Regions from separate parts of the Mus musculus genome. Here region 1 is linked to region 2. The links are chromatin loops, found by intact Hi-C in ENCODE. Cell type or tissue: left cerebral cortex. All regions are shown on one strand. Links, peaks and the distances in the headings refer to the core of each region. The heading gives the core; the rest is flanking DNA. Region 1 overlaps Ccdc187 (coiled-coil domain containing 187). Region 2 has its middle 18 kb from the start of Ubac1.

Region 1 (2,908 bases), core at 276-2,775, 230 kb after region 2:
CACTGCCCCACAGCTGTGCCAGTGAGGTAGAGCTGGGGCATCAGGAAAGAAGCAGAGCCATCATTAAGGATTCTAATTCTCTATTCTGCATGGTCTCAGGCAGCGTCCTCCCTCAGACAGGAAAGGCCTTTCTTTACCCAGGTCAAAACAGCCACAGTGGGCGGCAAGCTGCCTGGTGCAGGTGGGCACACAGCAGCTGCAGGGATTAGAAGGCTTTGAAGCACAGACAATGAATATAGACATGGGCTGGTGTAGGCGGTGAACACAGCCTCTGGTCACTCTACTTTCTCCCAGAGGCACCATCTGTCCCTGGTACATAGTGACCTGGACTCAACCTGAGTAACCAAATATGTCACTGGTGCCTTGTCCAGCAGCCCTCAGGGCCCACAGGTCTCTATCTCCAGCCTTCAAGTCAGGTACTGTGCAGGGCGAGGATGTGGTATGTCCATACCCGACCCCTGCCTGGAATAAAGCTCTTTCTGAGCATATGGGCATACATGAAGGCTGCAAGGCACGATAGGGATACAGACATAGAAGCAGATTCCAGAAAGCAGGAGAAATGGGGTGCAGTTAAATGTGAACAGAGGTGGGGTCAAGCCCCATGGACAGCTGGCTAGAATGGTGACAGGCTGGGCCCTCGTCCGTCACCAAGTGCCTGTATGTGAGGAGAAGATTCCACCCAGGCTCAGCATGAGTCCAGACCCTAGATGGTGCACCTCAGGAGAACAGAAGGAAAACCTGGAAAAATAAGAGTTGGCTTAGCTCCTCAGAAGTAAACTGGCAGGCCCGCCAAGCTGTGACTGGTCACTCGGTGAGACTAGCAAACCTCCTCCCTGCTCTCCCTGAGCCCCCGCCTTTCTGGGAAACAGGCTCTGTTTATCATTTCTGCCTCTTCTGGCCTCTCCTGGACTCTTGGGATAGTACTCTGTAGAGTCCTGTAGAGCTCTGTGGCCCACCAGGTATGCTCATCTGGGGCAGGAACACAGCAGAAAGATGGCACAGGTGTGTCCCAACCTGCAGCCCAAGATATATGCCCCAGGATGGCTAAGAATACATCCAACACAAAACCAATATATTCTGACACTTAGAAATCTCTGTTCATGTTAGCATGAACTATATAGATAATAAAATGGCCGAGAAATTCCAACAAGTTAGACACCCCTGGAGGGGGAGCCAGGTCACGACCCCTGTGTCAGGAATTTTGGGGCCATGGTCCTCTGACCTGGGTCTGGGACCTTGGGGTCACTTAGCCTGTCCATCTAAGAGCCTGGAATATCGAAATTAACCCTCCCAAAAATCTGGAACAGTCCATGTTGGAGTGGGATAACAGAACTAGCAGAGGGAAATCCCGACACAATGCTGCACCCTACTGGCCATCATGAATCAGTGACGACACGGGCCTCACCATCCAGGAAACACCAAGTCCAAGTCACCTTCTACAGTCAGGAAGTTCATTAGGGGTGGGTTCCCTTAGTGCAGGGGATGCACCTGGAAAGAAGTGCCCCAGCTCCAGGAGAAACAGGGGTAGGGGTTGTAGATGTCGCATCGCTTTCTGCTTTAAGTGGATGCACTGGAGAGGGGAGGAAACACGAGCTTGCTCGAGGTAACCAGACAGGACTGAGATGTGACATAGATTCCCCCCTCCATGGCTGGGCCAGCTGTGGAGAAGCAGCCTCCCTTTGGATTCTGCCATCTTAGTCACAGCCTGTTCTTCCTGCTCTGAGAATGTGGTATCTCTGGCTTACATAGCCTCTCCTCTTCTAAGGCAACTAACCAGATGCCAAGTAGAAGACAGCTCAAAAGCCGGGCAGTGGTGGCACATGCCTTTAACCCCAGCACTTGGGAGGCAGAGGCAGGTGGACCTCTGAGTTCAAGGCCAGCCTGGTCTACAGAGGAAGTTCCAGGACAGCCAGGACTACATAGAGAAACCCTGTCTCGAAACAAACAAACAAACAAACAAACAAACAAAAGACAGTTCGGGGCTGTGGCTAGCAGTGAGGCACAGTCCCTGTACATGGGGCCCACACTGAGGTCAGGGGTTATCCTGGTGAACTCTGTCAAGCACAGACACAGGGCCAGTTGGGCCTCTGTGGCAATGGCCTCCCAGTCCTCTCCAGAATGTGCCCTCTCAGTTCTGGCCACCATTCTGTTGGAGTTACCCACCTAGGATGCTTCAGTTTAAGGACAACAAAGGGAGAGAGACACAGAGCGGTCCCTCTGGTCAGAAGCACAAAGGATCACAGGAGGAGGCTGGGGGGAGGGGAGCAGTTGGGGACCACAGAATTTCTAATGTTGGAGGATGCCTTGGACAGGGCCTGAGTCAGACAGCAGCAGGCGGGGTGGGGGTGGGGTGGGGTGGGGGGGATGTTTTAGGAGACAGGAAATGTTCAGTCCTGGAGAGGACAGGAACCACAGCTGCAGATAGAGAAAACCTTTAGCTTTCTGGTGGGCAACTGCTGAGGTCATCTGCAAAGTTCCTACAGCACAAAAGACTCCTAGACCCTGCCCACCTGGGGATTCAGTGGGGGGGCCGCTAAAAGTTGGATGTGGTGGGGGCAGCACGGGCCTGTCTAAGAGTAGGTAGGAAACACGGTGAGATGTTGTGTGAGGGCACAATGAGGGTCATAAAAACTACAGAAGGGACATTACAAGCATGTATGGACTGCACCGGAAAAGACTAAAGTCAGGATTAGGGACCAAGGCCATAAGTCCTGTGAACTCGACATGGGACGGTGAACCCCGTGTCAAAGTCCTTAGATAACTCAGCCTGCTACCAACCAATGAGGAAAAGCTAAGGCAAACCGATTTCCTAAGGCCTATGGGCCACCACAAAAGAGTGTCTTCCTGCCTGATGAGGGGATCAGGTCAGAGGCAAACTAGATGTGTGAAATGGGCCACTGCCAGAGGC
Region 2 (2,908 bases), core at 189-2,688:
GGTAGGAATGGGAAAGGGTGACCTCTGTAGCTAGCAGCCTCACCTCGGCTTGTTAATCAGAGGCAGATACTCTTCTCTTGCCACTTGGGGGTTGGGGGTGCAAATCCTGGAGACTGGCTGCACATTGCAGCTCCACCACCCCTCAGTACAGCTCCGCTTCTCGGAAGTGGTAGACAGGATCTGTTTCACTTCATGATGATGAAGGCAGTGAAGCAGGAGAGAGAAGAAGCCAAGGACCAAGACCTGGAGATAGGTGTATGCCCGTGTGTGTGCACATTCGTGTGAATGTGTGTGCAAGCAGGAACACAGCACTCTGGGGTCATCCACACTTGCTTTGCAGCATCTCTGAGCCCTGAAGTTGTCCAGTGGGGTCTACTAGACCATATATATGCTCGAGGTCAGGCCAGCCCTAGCTTCAGGCAGCTCCTGAGTACAGTAAGGGAGTCCCAGGGTTAAGTCTAAGCCACAACACATTTGGAAAGCTAAGACAGCAGTCCCAGAGGTGGGCACTCCATCCCGTCCCTCTGGCAGCCTCCTGTAGGTGAAGGTGGCAGTCTCCCTCAAGGATTCTAGCAGAGATGCCTGCAGGCTCCTGCCTCAGCAGGTGGACTTTTATTACTCAGAGACCAACAAATCATTCTGATGATAATGGGGATGAACAAGCACTTAATTATGAGGCCATGACACAGCAGGATTATTAATCTTAAGAGATGCAGCCCTGTCCAAAGGCCAGGCTTGCCGTTCCCTACCTTCAAGGGAGCCTGGGACCTGGCATTGGCCTCAGTGAAGCAGGCAAAAGAGGGCTGTCTGAGCTCAGAGATGAAGTGGGGGGTGCAGTGTACTGAAACTGGGGGGTCTCTGAGAGTGCCAGGACTGGAAAGGTGTTGGAGGCTCTAACATCGTTATCCCACAAAAGGAGGCCTGGCAATGTAGGTCTAGGCTGACAGAAAGCCAGTGGGACCTGAGTTCTGGGATCTTGAGAGGCAGCATGAAACAGAGCTGACTGAGGTGTGGCCCTAGCAACTCCTCTCATTCACAAGGATGAACTAGGGCCAACACTGGAGCAAACAGGAGCTCGGCATCTTCTCCCAATACTTTCCCCAGTGATGAGAGTCTACCACCCTCACACATGCCTAGAGCCAGGAAGTTTAGACTGAGGAGAGTCCAGGTGTATGGCTGCTCTTCTAGCCTGAGTGAATTCTGGTATCCAGCATCTTTAGGGTTAAAAAGGAGATGTCTCCATGCTGCTGAATGAACTTGTAACTGATCGGCCATCAGATTCATAAGAAGACCTGAGGATAGTCAGGTCTCCAGCCTCGGGTGATTCCCAGAGACAATTTAGAGGATGCCAGTTCCTGCCTGGACATGAGGTACTACATGGGTGACCCATACCCAAGTCTCAGTGGTACTGTATATCCCTAACTAGGGTCCTGAGGGATTTCAAGGTTACCATCTCCCCAGAGCTCCTGGATCACTCCTGAGGTGTCACTGAACCCTGGAATCCCCTGTTTCCTCCGGATCCAGGAGTACCCAGGGGCTGCAGCAAAGGTGGCTGGAGAGAAGCCGATGAGGACACTAAGGGATGACACCTTGGAATACTGCCAGCTCCTGGGGGAGGCCAGCTAACAGCCTGGTGCCAGGCCGGGCAGCTTGTGCGAACCGCCTGCGAAGCAAGCTGGCGGCTGGCGGCGCTTGGCAGGCAGCGTTGGGGGCTGTTTGCAGACTGCCGCCGACAGCTTCGCAGCTGAAATTGCCCTGGGTAAACAGAGGAGTGCATCGTGCCCACAGAAACTAGGAGGGGGCAGGGAACAGGAGATGTAGAGGGCTGTTTTAGGGTGACTGGAGCCTTTTGGGAGGCCCTTAGTATCTACTGGCCCTATCTGGATCTGACTTGGTCTCTGGGTCCTGGATCTAAGACTGGCACCCAGAAACCCAGCTTCCTGTCTCAAGGCTATGAACCAGGAAGGTTGATGGGGCTAAGGTGACCCTTTACCCTCCCTTCTGTGTTTTAGGGGGATTGCTCTCCTGACCATCACACTTTGTCTGGGCTCTCTTTGAGGAACCGCTGGCCTTATAACAGTGACCAGAGGAGACCCATTATCCTGTCCCCCTCAAGGAAGGGACCTGAGTGCTTTGGTTCCCATGTGTCTGGGCTGACATGTATGTACTTTCCTGGGTCTCACCCACTGAATCAGTGTTTCTGACACCCCATGCCCATGCACCCTAAGGCCCAGGGAGCCCATTTTAGGAGCTCTGCAGGAGATGAGGTAGAGAGAGGAGCATAGAACAGAAAAGGAGAGCCCTGAGGCAGGAGGCAATAGAGAGGAACTGGTGGAGGATTCTGTTAGGCAAACCACCCTCCTGGACAGCTCCTACCAGAGACCTAGTCCCACTCCCATCGGGGCTGTCTCAGCTCCAAAGATTGGGTCCCCTAATCTGGCTGCCTACAGGCTGCCCATAAATTAAACTACTTTCAGACAATAGGTAGAATCTTTGGACTCCTGGGGTTTTGGAAGCTGTGCTTCCAGCAGGGTATGGTACTGAAATGATAGTCATCAATGTCGCTGTTATGATTTTTCTGCGGTGTTGGGAATCAAACCCAAGCCTTCACACGTGCCAGGCAAGCGTTCCCTTTATTTAAATGCAGAGAACATGAAATGAAGGTTATGAGGATCACGCCTTGCACATGTGAGCCTTGGCCTGCACAACCTCTCCAAGCGGACCCTAGCTTTGGGCTCAGGCCATCCCATTCCATCCTTGTCCGTCTGATCTCAGCAATCCACGATGCTGCATTCAAGAGAGGCTTCACCTTGACTGGTGCGGCTCCTATCCAGGCCAGAGATATACGTGGCTGCTTTGTTAGTCATGCACAGGGAGGCCACTAACTCTCAGGGCCACCCAGTACCAC

Evidence for each region. A loop is a pair of places that touch in the nucleus more often than their neighbours do. Peaks named below come from ENCODE experiments on the same cell type or tissue, not always from the same donor. Only the 100,000 strongest peaks of a DNase experiment are listed, where the experiment ranks them.
Region 1: it touches region 2 in a loop (2.1-fold over the local background); 16 of 42 quality-filtered maps call a loop at or near these places.

What each region holds. Positions count from the first base shown.
Region 1 is chr2:26,272,411-26,275,318 of GRCm38, forward strand. All of the region lies in intron 9 of Ccdc187 (coiled-coil domain containing 187), which reads right to left. Among named protein-coding and RNA genes, the nearest start is that of Ccdc187, 21 kb to the right of the region's middle. In left cerebral cortex, for the core only: a CTCF peak has its summit at 1,372 (motif pointing left); a DNase peak (open chromatin) is centred at 1,367.
Region 2 is chr2:26,038,487-26,041,394 of GRCm38, forward strand. No RefSeq gene overlaps it. Among named protein-coding and RNA genes, the nearest start is that of Ubac1, 18 kb to the left of the region's middle. In left cerebral cortex, for the core only: no CTCF peak of the experiment used is centred there; a DNase peak (open chromatin) is centred at 1,683.